Regions from separate parts of the Homo sapiens genome. Here region 1 is linked to region 2. A link is a loop called in an ENCODE intact Hi-C map of the cell type or tissue named here. Cell type or tissue: GM12878. All regions are shown on one strand. Links, peaks and the distances in the headings refer to the core of each region. The heading gives the core; the rest is flanking DNA. Region 1 overlaps TBCK (TBC1 domain containing kinase). Region 2 has its middle 35 kb from the start of PPA2.

Region 1 (4,000 bases), core at 1-4,000, 690 kb before region 2:
CCTGTTATGCCACCTTGGTCAGAAGCAGAATTCTTCCATAGATCTTGATGAAGCTAATTACAAAGACTAGTATAGGAGAAAGGCACTGTTAGCTAGTTGCTGAAATAATTTGAAGAAGATTCTTAATGACAGTTAGCTTTCATCAAAAAGGGAGAAGGTAATATTGATGTCGTGTCTTTAAAAGAGATGTTGAATAATAGCAATGAAACTAATTTTGCTGACTTTATTTTTTAATTTAAATTTAAATGAACAATTTATGTTTTATTGTTTTCTACAACCCTTACTCATTACAGTGAAGTCATATACCTTTGTACTTTTTCCTTTTTCCATTTATATTGTCCCTAGAAAAATGTATCTAAATGTCAGCCTATAAAAAATGATGATATGGTGGAGATGAGTGGGTTTTATTTCACATGTAGTACTTAGATTTTAATATACTTATAAAGTTCTTGACTGTCATCTTGATAGTATAAATACTCAATTGAGTGAAATGCAAAGACAATATGCACCTTTTACTCATAAATTCATAATTGCTAGGTGCTGAAATAATATTTATTTAAACTAACCCTGTAGGTAGTAAAGAAGTCTTTAATAGCAGCCTGTATTAACTCATAAAGTGAAATAAAATTAGTGCTTTTTCAGTAAATTATTGTTGATTTTTGATACTTGCTATTGACAAAGGAGATTTTTACTCTACTTTTATAAATTAAGGATGATTTGTCACTTCTAAAACCTTCTAAAATTTGAAAATGTATATGTCTATATGTGTGTATATAGAACGATATATACTATATATATAGCTATATATGTGTGTATGTATATATTTCTAGGTAGTAAACTTAGGAGAATAAATTTGTCAAATTATTAATAATGGTAATATTAGATCTTATTACTTTTAGTCTGTTATGAAGCATCCTGTTAATTAAGTGGTAACAAAAAGCACATGCTTCATAATACCTTTTATTGAGACATTTTGAACATTTAAAAAGTATCTAATTAATTCTTAAAAATACAATTAAGAGTACCTCAAAACTTATGAGGACTGTATTAGGGTTCTCTAGAGAAACAGAACCAATAGGAGATATATAAACATAGATAGAGGAGATTTATTATGAGTAATTGGCTCACACATTTATGGAGGCTGAGATATCCCACAATATGCTGTTTGAAAGCTGGATACCCAGGAAAGCCAGTGGTATAATTGAGAGTCTAGAGGTGTTTGTAATTCTGATTCCAAAGGTCTGAGAACCAGGAAGCTGGTGATACAAATCCCAGTCTAAAGGCAGGGGAAGATTAGATGAAATGTTCCGGCTCAAGCAGTGAGGTAGAAAAGAAGAGGCACATTCCTCCTTCCTCTACCTTTGTTTTGTTCAGGCTCTCAGTTGATTACATGATACCTACCCACACTGGAGAGGACAGTTTACTGAGTCCACTGATTCAAATGCTGATCTTATCTGGAAACACCATCACACACAAACACACACACACACACAAACACACACATTTAACCAGATACCTAGGTATCACCTGATGCAGTCAATTAACTAACACAAGGATCTTTAAAATCTCAGAAATATTCTGTACAAACCTGTAAAGTAAAATATACCCTTGAAATTAGTATACCAGCATTGCATTTGGATTAGCCATGGTCTTGAGTCTATCCTTTGGTGAAATAAAGACATTCTGTGAATAATCTTTGCCAAAAGAGTCATCTACATTTGTAATGTGGATAGTATCATTATATAAGAGTATTTGTAATAACTGTAATTACCTATGTTAAAAGAAAAACCTTTGACAAATTAAATTTAACAGAGTTTAATTGAGGAAAGACCAATTCATAAATTGGCAGCCCCCAAGCCAGAAGAGGTTCAGACACTCCAGCATAGCCACATGGTGGAAGATTTATGGACAGAAAAAGAAAAGTGACATACAGAAAACAAAAGTGAGGTACAGAAACAGCTAGATTGGTTACAGCTCAGCATTTGCTACAGTCTGTTTACACATCCAGTTAGATATGATTCACTATGTATGGAGAAATCTTTAGGCCGAACTTAAAACATTTAAGGAGGCAGCTTTAGGCTAAACTTAACACTACATTCTCTTTTATTTTAACCAATAAAGTAGACCAAAACATAGAACTTACATTTACCATTTAGTTTATTGGTAATCATTCTAATTATCTTTTTTATTTCCTTTTTATCCATTCCCTGTACCCCTTTTTCCACTCATAGCTCTATGCCATCCCTTGGTTTCTTACCATGTTTACTCGTAAGTATGACTTCCCCCGGTTTTTTTGATATTGTATTAGCAAAAGGACAGCCCGATGCCTCCCCATATTTTATATTTACAATAACATTGAGCAGATTTAGTAAGTATTTTTATGTGTTTCTAACATAATAGAGTTAGGTAGAAAAGAATTTCAGTTGTTCTGATCCCTGAATATCAAAGTGAGAATTCTATAAAATAAAAACCTATTGGACATTTCATGATATTTGTACAAACTCTGCCCCCCTTTGAAAAAAAATTAACTATAATATTTACATAAAGCTTATAAGGGCAACTATTACAATCAAATCAGGCTTAATTTTCAGAGATTCTTCAGTAACTTTTATTTTTTAAACTAGGATTCCTCTAGAAATTAAGCAGATTATGTGAATGCGTAATACTTTAATTTGCTACAAATATTAATAAAGTGGACATCCTTACTAATAAAATATGGTTTACATGGTAACTGTAATAATATTTGAAGTAGATATTTATGCAGTGGCCTGGAAGATATACATAGTATTGTTAATAAGAAAAAGGAAGTTACAAAAAATAGGAAGTTGCTCATAGGATTTTTGGTGGGAATTTATTAAAACAGTTGTTTAGAGAATATAATAGATACGTTATTTTACTGTACCTAAAACAACACTAAAGTTCATCTAGATAAATCTGTGAGAATAATATAACTGGAAAGTTCTGGGAAGAAATATTATGAATGGTTAATAGGGTTAAAAATATTATCTGTTTGATTATCAATTTTTTAAGATGCCTTAGGAAGCTATAAATTTTCAAAGCCAAATAAACATTTCATAAAAAGAGTTTGGTAGTATTAGCTCTGAAGTAATAGTTTTGACCATAAGGTAATAATTATAGAACTAGTAAAGTAAGTTGTTATTGTTTTAATTGTTATTTTGGTTTTTTAATTTATTTGTATTTTTATCGTTTTACAGATGTATTTCCACTACACAAAATTTTCCACCTCTGGGATACCTTACTACTTGGGAATTCCTCTTTCCCATTCTGTATTGGAGTAGCAATTCTTCAGCAGCTGCGGGACCGGCTTTTGGCTAATGGCTTTAATGAGTGTATTCTTCTCTTCTCCGATTTACCAGGTATAGATCTAAATAAATGGAGCCATTAAATGAAATTTGACTATGAAATAATGACACATTCTTAAGCCATTGGCAAAAATAACCATCCAGGCCTTCAGCATCTCTTCTGTTTGGGCCTCATCATCCTCTCTGGATTCTTTCTCTCATATACTGCTTCTTCTGCTGACCCAGCATTGTAAATACAAATCTGGGTCATACCCGCTCACTGTGATTTACTTCCATCTTGGTAATGCTACTAAATGGGTAAAATGCCAGGAAGTTGGGGGCAATATCATATTTGCTCTTTTGCTTAGGACAGGGGCTGTTTCTCTTCAGTGATGGAAAGTATAGAAAGGCCACTTGGGAAGGTGTTTAAGAATCTGTGTTTATAAAAAGATACAATTCACAAAACTTTGTTGCCTCCCAGCCAAAGCTGCTTGCTAACAATTTTACGATTTGACAAAAGGAAATACTGCCCTCTTGGGAGGACAAATCATCTATGTCATGCAATGCAGGAGAATATGTTAAGCTATATAGAGTATTCACAAGTAAGGAGTTTGTAAACCTAGGAGTTGAATGCTTAAATGTAGAAATATGGATAACTATAGTCTGAGCTTTGAAGCTATGGGTAAAAAGATGAAATT
Region 2 (12,248 bases), core at 4,547-8,546:
ATCCAGTGAAACTAAGCTTCATAAATGAAGGAAAGATACAGTCTTCTTCAGACAAAAAAATGCTGAGAGAATTCGCCACTACCAAGCCACCACTACAAGAACTGCTAAAAGGAGCTCTAAATCTTGAAACAAGTCATGGAAACACATCGAAAGCATAAGTCTCACAGGACCTATAAAACAAAAATACACTTAAAAAAAAAGCAAGTTATACAGGCAACAAATAGCATGATGAATGGAATGGTACCTCACATCTCAATACTAATGTTGAAATGTAAATGGCCTAAATGCTCCACTTAAAAGATACAGATCGCAGAATGGGTAAGAATTTGCCAACCCAACTATCTGCTGCCTTCAAGAGACTCACCTAATACAAAGGACTCACATAAAGTGTGGAAAAAAGACATTCCATACAAATGGACACCAAAAGTGAGCAGAAGTAGCTATTCTTATATCAGACAAAACAAACTTTAAAGCAACAACAATTAAAAAAGACAAATAGGGACATTATACAATGACAAAAGACTTGTCCAACAGAAAAATGTCAGAATCCTAAATATATATGCACCTAACACTGGAGCGCCCAAGTTTATAAAACAATTACTACTGGACCTAAGTAATGGACCTAAGAATTACTTATAAGTAATTCCCTATAATTCCTTATAAGAATTACTTATAAGCAATTCCCTATAAGAATTCACTTATAAGTAACAATTACTATTGGACCTAAGACAATAACATAATAATAGTGGGGGACTACAATACTCCACTGACAGCACTAGACAGGTCACCAAGAAAGAAAGTCAACAAAGAAACAATGGATTTAAACTATACCCTGGAATAAATGGACTTAACAGATATTTAACAGAACATTCTACCCAACAAACACAGAATATACATTCTATTCTCGAATGCATGGAACTTTCTACAAGATAGACCATATGATAGGCCACAAAACAAGTCTCAATAAATTTAAGAAGATTGAAATTATACCAAGTACTCTCTCAGACAACAGTGGACTAAAACTGGAAATCAACTCCAAAAGGAACCCTCAAAACCATGCAAAGACATGGAAATTAAATAACCTGCTCCTGAATGATCATTGGGTAAAAAATGAAATTCAGATGGAAATTAAAAAATTATTTGAAGTGAACAATAATAGTGACATAACCTATCAAAACTTCTGGGATACAGCAAAGATTGTGCTAAGAGGAAAGTTCATAGCCTTAAATGCCTACATCAAAAAGTCTGAAAGAGCACAAATACACAATCTAAGGTCCCACCTGAGGAAACTAGAGAAACAAGAACAAACCCAAACCCAGCAGAAAAAGGAAATAACAAAAATCAAAGTAGAACGAAATGAAATTGACACACACAAAAAAATACAAAAGATAAATAAACAAAAAGCTGGTTCTTTGAAAAGATAAAAAAAATGATAGGCCATTAGCAAGAATAACCAAGAAAAGAAGAGAGAAAATCTAAATAAGCTCAATTAGAAATAAAATGGGAGATATTACAACCAACACCACTGAAATACAAAAGATCATTAAAGGCTACTATGAACATCTTTACACACATAAACTAGAAAACCTAGAGGAGGTGGATAAATTGCTGGAAAGATACAACCCTCCTAGCTTAAATCAGGAAGAATTAGATACCCTGAACAGACCAATAACAAGCAGAAAGATTGAAATGGTAATAAAAAAATTACCAACAAAAAATTTCAGGACCAGACAGATTCACAGCTGAATTCTACGAGACATTCAAAGAATTGGTACTGATCCTATTGACACTATTCCACAAGATGGGGAAAGAGGGAATCCTCCCTAAATCATTCTATGAAGCCAGTATCACCCTAATACCAAAACCAGGAAAGGACATAACCAAAAAAGAAAAATACAGACCAATATCCCTGATGAACATAGATGCAAAAATCCTTAACAAAATACTAGCTAACTGAATCCAACAACATATCAAAAAGATAATCCACCATGATCAAGTGGGTTTCATACCAGGGATGCAGGGATTGTTTAACATACACAAGTCAATAAATGTGGGGATTGTTTAACATACGCAAGTTAATAAATGTGATACACCACATAAACAGAATTAAAAGCAAAAATCACATGATCATCTCAATAGATGCAGAAAAAGCATTTGACAAAATCCAGCATCCCTTTTTGATTAAAACCCTCAAAAAAATTGGCATGCAAGGGACATATCTTAATGTAATAAAAGCCATCTATGACAAACCGACAGCCAACATAATATTTAAAGGGAAAAAGTTGAAAGCATTCCCTCTGAGAACAGGAACAAGACAAGGATGCCCACTTTCACCACTTCTCTTCAACATAGTACTGGAAGTCCTAGCCAGAGCAATCAGACAAGAAAAACAAATAAAGGGCATACAAATAGGTAAAAAGGAAGTCAAATTGTTGCTGTTTGCTGAGAACTCTAAAGACTCCTCCAAAAAGCTACTAGAACTGAAAAATGAATGCAGCAAACTTTCAGGATACAAAATTAATGTACACAAATCAGTAGCTCTGCTATACACCAACAGTGACTAAGCTGAGAATCAAATCAAGAACTCAACCACTTTTACAATAACTGCAAAAAAAAAAAAATACTTAGGAACACACCTAACCAAGGAGGTGAAAGACTTCAACAAGGAAAATTACAAAACACTGCTGAAAGAAATCATAGATGACACAAACAAATGGAAGCATATCCCATACTCGTGGAAGGGTAGAATCAATATTGTGAAAACAACCATACTGCCAAAAGCAATCTACAAATTCAGTGCAATTCCTATCAAAATACCACCATCATTCACAGAACTAGAAAAAACAATCCTAAAATTCATACAGAACTAAAAAAGAGCCCCCATAGCCAAGGCAAGACTAAGCAAAAAGAACAAAACTGGAGCCATCACATTATCTGATTTCAACCTATGCTATAAGGCCATAGTCACCCAAACAGCATGGCACTGGTATAAAAATAGGCACATAGGCCAATGGAACAGAATAGAGAACCCCGAAATAAACTCAAATACTTACTGTCAACTGATCCTTGACAAAGCAAACAAAAACATAAAGTGAGGAAAGGACCCTATTCAACAAATGGTGCTGGAATAATTGGCTAGCCACATGTAGGAGAATGCAGCTGGATCCCCATTTCTCACCTTATATAAAAATCAACTCAAGATGGATCAAGGACTTAAATCTAAGACCTGAAACTATGAAAATTCTAGAAGATAACCTCAGAAAAACCCTCCTAGACATTGGCTTAGGCAAGGATTTTATGACCAAGAACCCAAAAGCAAATGCAATAAAAATAAAGATAATTATCTGGGACTTAATTAAACTAAAGAGATTTTGCATGGCAAAAGGTACAGCCAGCAGAGTAAACAGACACTTGACACAGTGGGAGAAAATCTTTACAACCTATCCATCTGACAAAGGACTAATATCCAGAACTGATAACCAACTCAACTAAAAAAACAAGAAAAAAACAAACAACCCCATCAAAAAGTGGGCTAAGGATGTGAATAGACAATTCTCAAAAGAAGATATACAAATGGCCAACAAACATATGAAAAAATGCTCAACATTGCTAATGATCAGGGAAATGCAAATCAAAACCACAATGCAATACCACCTTACTCCTGCAAAAATGGCCATATTAAAAAACTCAAAAATTAATAGATGTTGGCGTGGATGCAGTGAAAAGGGAACACTTCTACACTATGGAAAACAATATGGAGATTCCTTAAAGAACTAAAAGTAGAACTACCATTTGATCCAGCAATCCCACTACTGGGTATCTACCCAGAGGAAAAGAAGTCATTATATGATAAAGATACTTGCACATGCATGTTTATAGCAGCACAATTCACAATTGCAAAAATGTAGAACCAACCTAAATGCCCATAAATCAACAAGTGGATAAAGAAACTGTGATATATATATATATATATATATATATATATATATATATATATATATATATACACACACACACACAATGGAATACTATTCAGCCATAAAAGGAATGAATTAATAGCATCGGCATCAACCTGGATGGGATTGGAGACTATTATTCTAAGTGAAGTAATTCAGGAATGGAAAGCCAAACATCATATGTTCTCACTCATAAGTAGGAGCTAAGCTATGAGGATTCAAAGGCATAAGAATGACACAACGGACTTTGGGGACTCAGGGGGCAAGGGTGGGAAGCGGGTGAGGGATAAAAGACTACAAATTAGGTTCAGTGTATACTGCTCAGGTGATGCTCAAAATCTCACAAATCATCACTAAAGAACTTACTCATGTATCCAAATACCACCTGTTCCCCAAAAAGCAATGAAACTAAAAAATTTAAATAAATGAATGAATAAATAAAAGATAAGGGAATAGGAGCTCAGGGAGTTAACAAAGTCAACCAAAGAAACCCACCTTCTAAGCAGCAGGAATGGGAATGAAACCCAGAGTGCTGAGTAACACAGCTGATGTCTCATCATGTTTACCCGACTACCTTCTTGGTGTATCCCTTTGAAGTCTAATAGGTACCTCAAACTGGACTGGACAAAATAGGACTCTTGATTTTTCTCTCTGCTCTCCAAATTCACTTCCCCACAGGTTTTCCCAATTTCAGTTATGACCTTATCCATCCAGCTGCTGAGGCTCCCAACTTGAGAGCCTCCTTAATTTCTTTTTGCCATACAACTCCCTCCGGTTAATCAGTAGATTCTACAGGCTCTATCTCTAAAATATACTGCCATTAATACTGCTCATCTAGCTCTTTTTGCTCTGATGATGGCAATAGCCTCTAAGATGGCCATCTAGTAGAATAAGCCTTAAAATAGTTACATCATATGCTGCTGAGAAGTCATGTCTTCTTAATAATTTATCCTCCACACAGAAGCCAAAGTGAGCTTCCCCTTTAGACATTTGTTGGAATTGAGTGAGGTGTCAGCCTCCATGGCCTTTGGCTGTAGCTTATGGGGGAGCACCCTGTTCTGTTCCCCAAGCAGAGGAGAGGAGAAACGTCCTAACACTCTATCAACTGTGGAAATAAATGAAGGGCACCCAAATGAGAAGTGAGGTTATTTACTTAGAGTTTTGCTATAGCAGATGTGTCAGCCACCATCATTTACATTTGGCAGAGACTCAAGGCAGACAGGCAGGAGAGTGGGAAACCTTTCAAGTATGCTGATTGAAACTGTTGGCCCAAGGAAACCAGAGGAAGGCAAACTAGAAGTGCAGCATTTTATGTGATTGGTTTGAGGAGTATATTTGGCTTTCTCTGGCTGGTCCTGAGTTGAAATAGGGCAAGAAGTAGAGAAGTGGCTGGGCGCCATGGCTCACACCTGTAATCCCAACACTGTGGGAGGCCGAGGTGGGCAGATCACTTCAGTGCAGGAGTTCTGGACCAGCCTGGGCAACATGGCAGAACCCCATCTCTACTAAAAAATAAATAAATAAATTAATTAATTAACCAGGCTCGAAGGGGCTAAAAATTAACCTCCATATACTCAGGAGTCTGGGGTAGGAGGATCACTTGAGCCTGGGAGATTGAGGCTACAGTGAGCCAAGATCATGCCACTACCCTCACAGCCTGGGCAACAGAGTGAGACCCTGTCTCAACAACAACAACAACAAATAGAGAAGCTGGCAGTCATTGATCAAGTCTTGACTGTTCTGACCAATTGCTACAGAGGTTGTGGTTTGGCTTTTCTGGCTGATTGTTGCAGACGTGAGTTAGAGTTCTTTTGACATATACAATCTGGCCATTATTTGTTTTCATATTCAGCCTTTATGATTTTTCCTGTAAAAAAGTCCTTTTTTGTCTTTATGAATCTTTAAGTCTCCCCTCATCAAGGTAGGCTGGGGACAAATCACCTGATTAATTTTTAGGCTGCCTCTTTTGAGTCACTCTTTAGTTATGGAGAGTATGATAAGTCTTTTTATAATTTGTGGATAATAAAACATTTTGTTCTCAAGTTTAGAGCCTCACTCAGAAACTGATAAAATAGTAGAAGCCCTATCATAACATCCTATTACATAAGTGTCAGTAAAGAGGACTCATTTGAGAAGTTTGGCAGCAAAAAGAGGAAGAGAAATTAAATAGTTATTAAATGAGCAATCAGGCAAACCAGAGGACCTCCCCAACCTTCCCCTCCTCTCTCCTGCCTTTCCCTCCTCTCCCCTCTCCTCCGCTCCCTTTCCCTGTCTTCCTCTCCTTTTCCTTCTCCTCCCTTTCCTTCCCCTCCCTTTTCTTCCCCTCCCTCTCCTCCCCCTCCCTTTCCTTCCCCTCCCTTCCCCTTCCCTCCCCTTCTTTTCTCCTTTTTATCCCCTAAGGCATAAGCCTTCACAATAAAATCCACACTCCTTAGCATGGCTAGATCCCTCAGGACTAGGTCCAACTTGTTCCTGCTCATCTCATTTGCTATGACTCCCAGACACAATTATATATTTCCACTACTAGTAGCTGCTGTGAAAAGCAGTGTAATATAGATGACAGAGAGACCAACATGCACCCAGATTAAAAGACTGCCTCAAAAATCTAGGATTGGTGGCCAGGCATGGTGCCTCACACCTATAATTCTAGTACTTTGGGAGGCCAAGGTGGGCCACTTGGGGTCAGGAGTTCAAAAGCAGCCTGGCCAACATGGTGAAACCCCATTTCTACTAAAAATACAAAAATTAACCAGGTGTGATGGTGGGTGCCTGTAATCCCAGCTACTTGGGAGGCTGAGGCAGGAGACTGCTTGAACCTGGGAGGTGGGGGCTGCAGTGAGCTGAGATCATGCCACTGCACTCCAGCCTGGGCGATAGAGCAAGACTCTGTATCAAAAAAAAAAAAAAAAAAAAAAAAAAAAGTCTAAGGTGGGCTGTTAAGAATATGAGCTAGCTTTATTCACAACAGCAGCAATTGCAACAATTTCCATTTTTTTCTATACAATAAAATAATAAAATTGTCCGTTTCTTTTTCAGCCTAACCTCTTACGAGAATGAAGTGAGAGAAAAAAATAACATCTTTAGTAAATTGTTGTAAATACTATACAGAAACAGAGCACTTCACTTGGAATTTCAAATAATAATTTCACTAATTGTCAGTGTTAGTGTTCTGAGTTCTGACTTTGAAATGAAAGGGGAGGCTGGATAAGAGGACATATGATGGCTGAGGAAAAAGGCAAGGCTATAATGAGACAATTTGGTAGGGCAAGGATGTATGCGTGTATCACATGGGCCAAGTGTGGACCACTTTGGCTGTCTTGCAAGGAACCGCTCAAGAAGACTTTCTGGAAATGTGAGATGACACAAACAGAGGGTCTCCTAAGAACTCACAAAACTATCCAATGAGAAAAAGTATCAGTTTTTTTTTTGTTTTGTTTTGTTTTTGTGGGCCAAATGGCAAAACTATACAAGTTAAATGGCAATGTTTCTACTTTCCATTTCTGTTCACTTCTACCATACCATCACTGTAAAAGTCACAAGTAGCATAGTGAGTAGGAGAGAAATGAACTAAATTTTCTTTTCCCCTCAAATTCAGATTTTTTTTATTTCTTTGTGTCAACCTTTATTTTTTGCCAAGACTTCTGAAATAATTGCTAAGAAAATTACCCTGCCTCTCCTCTGCCATAGATGATGACACTCTTGGTTAAATTATGAGTAAAGAAACCATCTATAAAATATTAAATGATTAATATTATAGATAAACAAGTACTAGCCCTTCCATTGAGTTGTAGTTCTAATGAAGCACTTCTCTTAAACTGTTATTCCACTTTCAGAAAACCACAAATTAACTTGAAATTTTGAACAAAGGCCTGTGATTGCTCACTGGACCATGGCTATCCCAGCAATTGGCCTCTACTGATACTAGAAAGGAAAAGAAACAAAACAAACAAACACAAAGGAACACTCTTCCAGAGTTCCATATGGAACCTTGGATCAGGTAGCCCGCCAGTCTTCTCATCTCTCTTACCTTCCACCATTTCCTGAACAGCAGGGCTCTCTGCTGCACCTCCTTCTGAATTCATTACCCATGCTTGTCTTTGTGAACTACTCTTCCCATTCTGTCCCTGGAACTTCTATCTCCATGTAAACACATCCTCTTACAACTTCAGATGTTCTAAAAAAAAAAAAATCTATCTGCTTTCCTTAACTGATCCTGGACATTTCTCATAGTTTCCATCTTCCTTCTGGTTTTTTCATATTGAAAACTCTTCATTCCCTCACTTGCCACATGCCCCAGAACTTGCTGGAATATTAGAACTTTTTCTTCCTCTCTTGCAATTTTTCACCATTATAGCTATTCTGTGTGCTGACCAATACAGTAGCCATTTGATACATGTGACTATTAAGCACTAGGAGTGTGACTAATCCGAATTGAGATCTGTTCTATGTGTAAAACCACCCCAAAGTTTGAAGACCTAGTGTGAAAAATAGAATGTAAAATATATCACAAACACTTTTATATTGATTATATGTTGATAATGATTTGGACATATTGAGTTAAATCAAATAGGAAATCAATTTCTTGTTTCTTTTTACTTTTTTAAAATGTCAGAATTAGAACAGTTTAGATTATATATGTAGCTCACATTATATTTCTATTATAAAGTAATAGGGATTACATAATTTTACAAAAAGAATAAAAACTTATGTGATTAGTTTTTTCATGTACTTTGTGCCTATTGTGTACCAGGCATTAATGTTGAGTCAATGAATAACATTCTTATGGTTTATGGAGCTTACATTATAATGAGGGAAGAGATCATATATAAACTACCACTACATGCAAAGTAAGTAGGATGTTGATACATGCTACGGAAAGTAGGGTAAAGAGAATAGGAAATGGAGATGAGGACATGGGCTTCTGTAATTAGGGATGGTCTCACTGGAAAGGTGGTAATTGAACAGAGAACTTCAAGAATTCAAAGAATAAGCTATGTGGGTGTTGGGGAAGAAATGCTTAGGTCAGAGAAAGTGCAAAGGACTTGAGAAGGACATAGGTGTGATGAGTGTAGCAACAGCAATGGGACAAACATCACTGGAATGGAGTAAGTGAGACAGGAATTATGAAGTAAGAGAGGTGGTATGTGAAACAGTGGGGACATGGAGGATCATATTATATTAGGCAGGGCCTGGTAGGGTATCGGAAGGCCTCTAGCTTTTATTCCTGATGAGATGAGAAACCAGTGGAGGATGTTGAGCAGAGGTGTGACATGCTCTCACTTAGATTTTAAAAGAATGGCTCTTGCTGTCATGTCGATAAGAGAGTAGTAGTAGGTAAGGGCTGATGAGAAAGCAACTATTGCAATAACACCGCAAGAACTGGAAGGTGGTTGGCTAGGATAGGTAGTAATGGAGTTGAATTCAGGATATATGTTGAAGATATAGGAACCTGGATTTGCTGGATATGGGAAGTGGGAAGAAAAAAAAGCCAAGGATGACTTCAAAGTGGTAGCTTGGGAGACTGACAGGATGAAGGGGCCATTTATTGAGAAGGAGCATGTTGTGGGAAGTACAGGAGGGAATCTGTATTTGGCCATCAATTTGAGGGGTAGAAACAAAGTGCTAACATTCAAAAGAAGGAAGGGGAAAACCTATCTCAGGGTGTCAGGAAGTGTTCTTAGAGTACATGACACTTTGAGCTATGCCTTAAAATACAGGTGAGGTTTTTCAAGGCAAGAAAGTAAGAAAGCAGTGTCCTGCCCCTTGAGCTAAGAAGAACACAGGCAAAGGAAATGGGAAAGCCCAGGCTGTTTGGAATGGTGATTCTTATGACTTGGTTGCAGCATATGATACATATAGGAAACTGCAGAGAAATCAGTTTGGAAAAGCATACTGTAACAAGATGGTGATAGCCTTATGTACTCAGTTAAAGGGTTTGGACTTGATTTGTTAGATAAGTAGTATACCCCGAAGAATTTTTAGCAAAGAAGGAAAATGATAATGTTGGTTTCTACTTCAAGAAGATAATAGTAAAATGTGGGTGGATATTTGGGGGGTATGTGGAGGGGGACGGAGAGCTTGAAAGCAGGAAGGCAATTAAGCAATTGTGCTGAACATTTTCTATTTGTTTCTCTAGATTCGCTTTCTATCCTTCTCTACCGTGCCTGGTGCTTCTAATGGCTAACTTTTATGGGCTATTTAAAGAGGCTAATTTTACCCTGTAATTTATTATTGATTTTGACCATAGGAAACACAGCAGGAGAAATGAGAGCAGGTAGAGAACCAGGCCAGAGTGATTATTATCCTGAGTCCTTCCCTGCCAGGAGTGTTACCTTGAAGGCCATAAGAAACTCCTATCAGGAACCTGGGGTCTGCTCTCTCTCTCTCTCTTTTGGCCCAGGGGCAAACAGGCTTCTTTGCTGTAACTAAAGCAGGATGCTTCACTGTCCCTTGTTAATTTGCCTTAACCCTGCTCATACCCCTGCAGAGTCCCTTCATAAAACTGTCCTCAGTGACCCTGTTTGAGCCTGACATCCATTTGCTACTATAACTCCATAGTTTACTTTTATTTCAAGTAAAAGAAATCAGAGAAGTCAGCAGTGGGACTAGCCAGTATGATAGATTCATGGCCATCTGGTGTCTAGAATTCTTTCGTCACACTAGTGCTGGCTTCCAAGATGGCTATTGGCACACTGACCATTACTACCACTCTATATGCAGCAGGAAGGAGGATGGAGGAGGGCAAAATGGGCTCAATTCCCAGTAGATTTCAAGAAGTCTTTCAGAAAGTCTTCTGTAACGTTTTTGTTTCCATCTTCACTGGAGTTCATGAGAGTTAAGTTCATTGGCAAAAACTTCATCACATGTGTATGCCTAGCTACAAGAGAGGCTAGGGAATGATTTTACTAGCTGGGTACCTTGCCATTCAAGATAAATTTGGGGTTCTATTATTAAGGAAGAACTGGAAAATAGTAGGTAGTTACAAGCCTCTGCCATAGGAGGCTAGTTAAATTATCCAGAAAAAATAGTACAGGTAACAAGGGCCTGAGAATGGGGAAAGGAGGAAAAGTGGATGATAGATATTATGAGATATGGACAAACTAGATCTTAATGATGAAAGGGGCCTTCTTAGCATTTGACAATATTTCACTTAAGCCTCTTCTAATCTAATAAAATATTTGTTTTACTGAATATATAACTTCCTGAAAGCTACCTGTTGAGGCAAAAGAAGTGTATTTAAGCAAGTCTGAAGAGAAGTGGCCAGGAAACAAAAAGATACTGGAAATTGTAATTTCAACAACTTTGGTGATGTTGAGTAAGTCTGGAGCCGAAGCAAAGGACAAAACTTGAGAGTTTTTCATTGACCTAAATAAGCTCACCAAAATGGAATGGTCACCATTCTTACAGGTATTGAATTGATTTTATGGATCCCTTTCAGCAAAACTCATCAGCTCCAAAAAAGGCAAAGTTCGGTGATACTAATAAGAATTAACAATTCCTGATGTGTCAAAGGTCTGAACCTAAGAGAAACAAGTTTCCTTGGCGAGCTGAGTATTAGGAAAAATAAAACGTTAATTTAGTCTCTTAAATTTTAATTGATACATAGCATTTTTCAAGATTTTTATGTTTGTTGATTGTACAAAATATGGAAATACTGTGTCTTCTCCCTGTGAGATTTTATATTCTTTGAGATACAAAACTGTATCTCTGAAAGCTAAGTTGGGTATACAATATGTACAATATGCTTGTACATATTTGAAACATATTTTCTTTTCAACGTCTTTTCAAAGTGATTGAGTTAATAACTAACAGAACACTGCTCTAGAGGTCATTATATAGGAAAAAAGAATCGAACTTTTAAATAATTGTGATCTATGTTTGTTCCTGGTTTCTAAAATAAGAAACAAATTTAGAAGTATATGAAAAAATGTAGCCACCTCACTTTTTCATTGCAATATATATTTTAACACAGTCATGGTGACTGGCTTTTTTTATGTAGTGGTAAACGTATATTCTAATCTAGTTTACCAAGTACTAGATTTGGCATTAGGATTCTTTTCTTTCCAAAGAAAACTACTGTCTCTAGATTTTTTGTTACATTTGACTTGTAATTTGCCAGATATAAGTTAGTCAAATTGTGCTTTATTCTTTTTTAAAAGAGAACATTCTAGGTTAGCTTCTCTTTGCTATCCATCACGCTTCTGTGTTGCTATTAGAAAATACATATATTTCCAGTGCTAGGGTAAAGATTACTACAAAAGAAAAAAGAAAACAAATACACACTTGTAGGAA

The links. Hi-C counts contacts between places; a loop is a spot of excess contacts. Peaks named below come from ENCODE experiments on the same cell type or tissue, not always from the same donor. Only the 100,000 strongest peaks of a DNase experiment are listed, where the experiment ranks them.
Region 1: it touches region 2 in a loop (3-fold over the local background); 1 of 110 quality-filtered maps calls a loop at or near these places.

The regions. Positions count from the first base shown.
Region 1 is chr4:106,192,986-106,196,985 of GRCh38, reverse strand. TBCK (TBC1 domain containing kinase) reads left to right here. Exons shown (of 26, transcript NM_001163435.3): 21 at 2,232-2,268; 22 at 3,216-3,377. Among named protein-coding and RNA genes, the nearest start is that of TBCK, 120 kb to the left of the region's middle. In GM12878, for the core only: no CTCF peak of the experiment used is centred there; no DNase peak of the experiment used is centred there.
Region 2 is chr4:105,503,370-105,515,617 of GRCh38, reverse strand. No RefSeq gene overlaps it. Among named protein-coding and RNA genes, the nearest start is that of PPA2, 35 kb to the right of the region's middle. In GM12878, for the core only: no CTCF peak of the experiment used is centred there; a DNase peak (open chromatin) is centred at 6,097.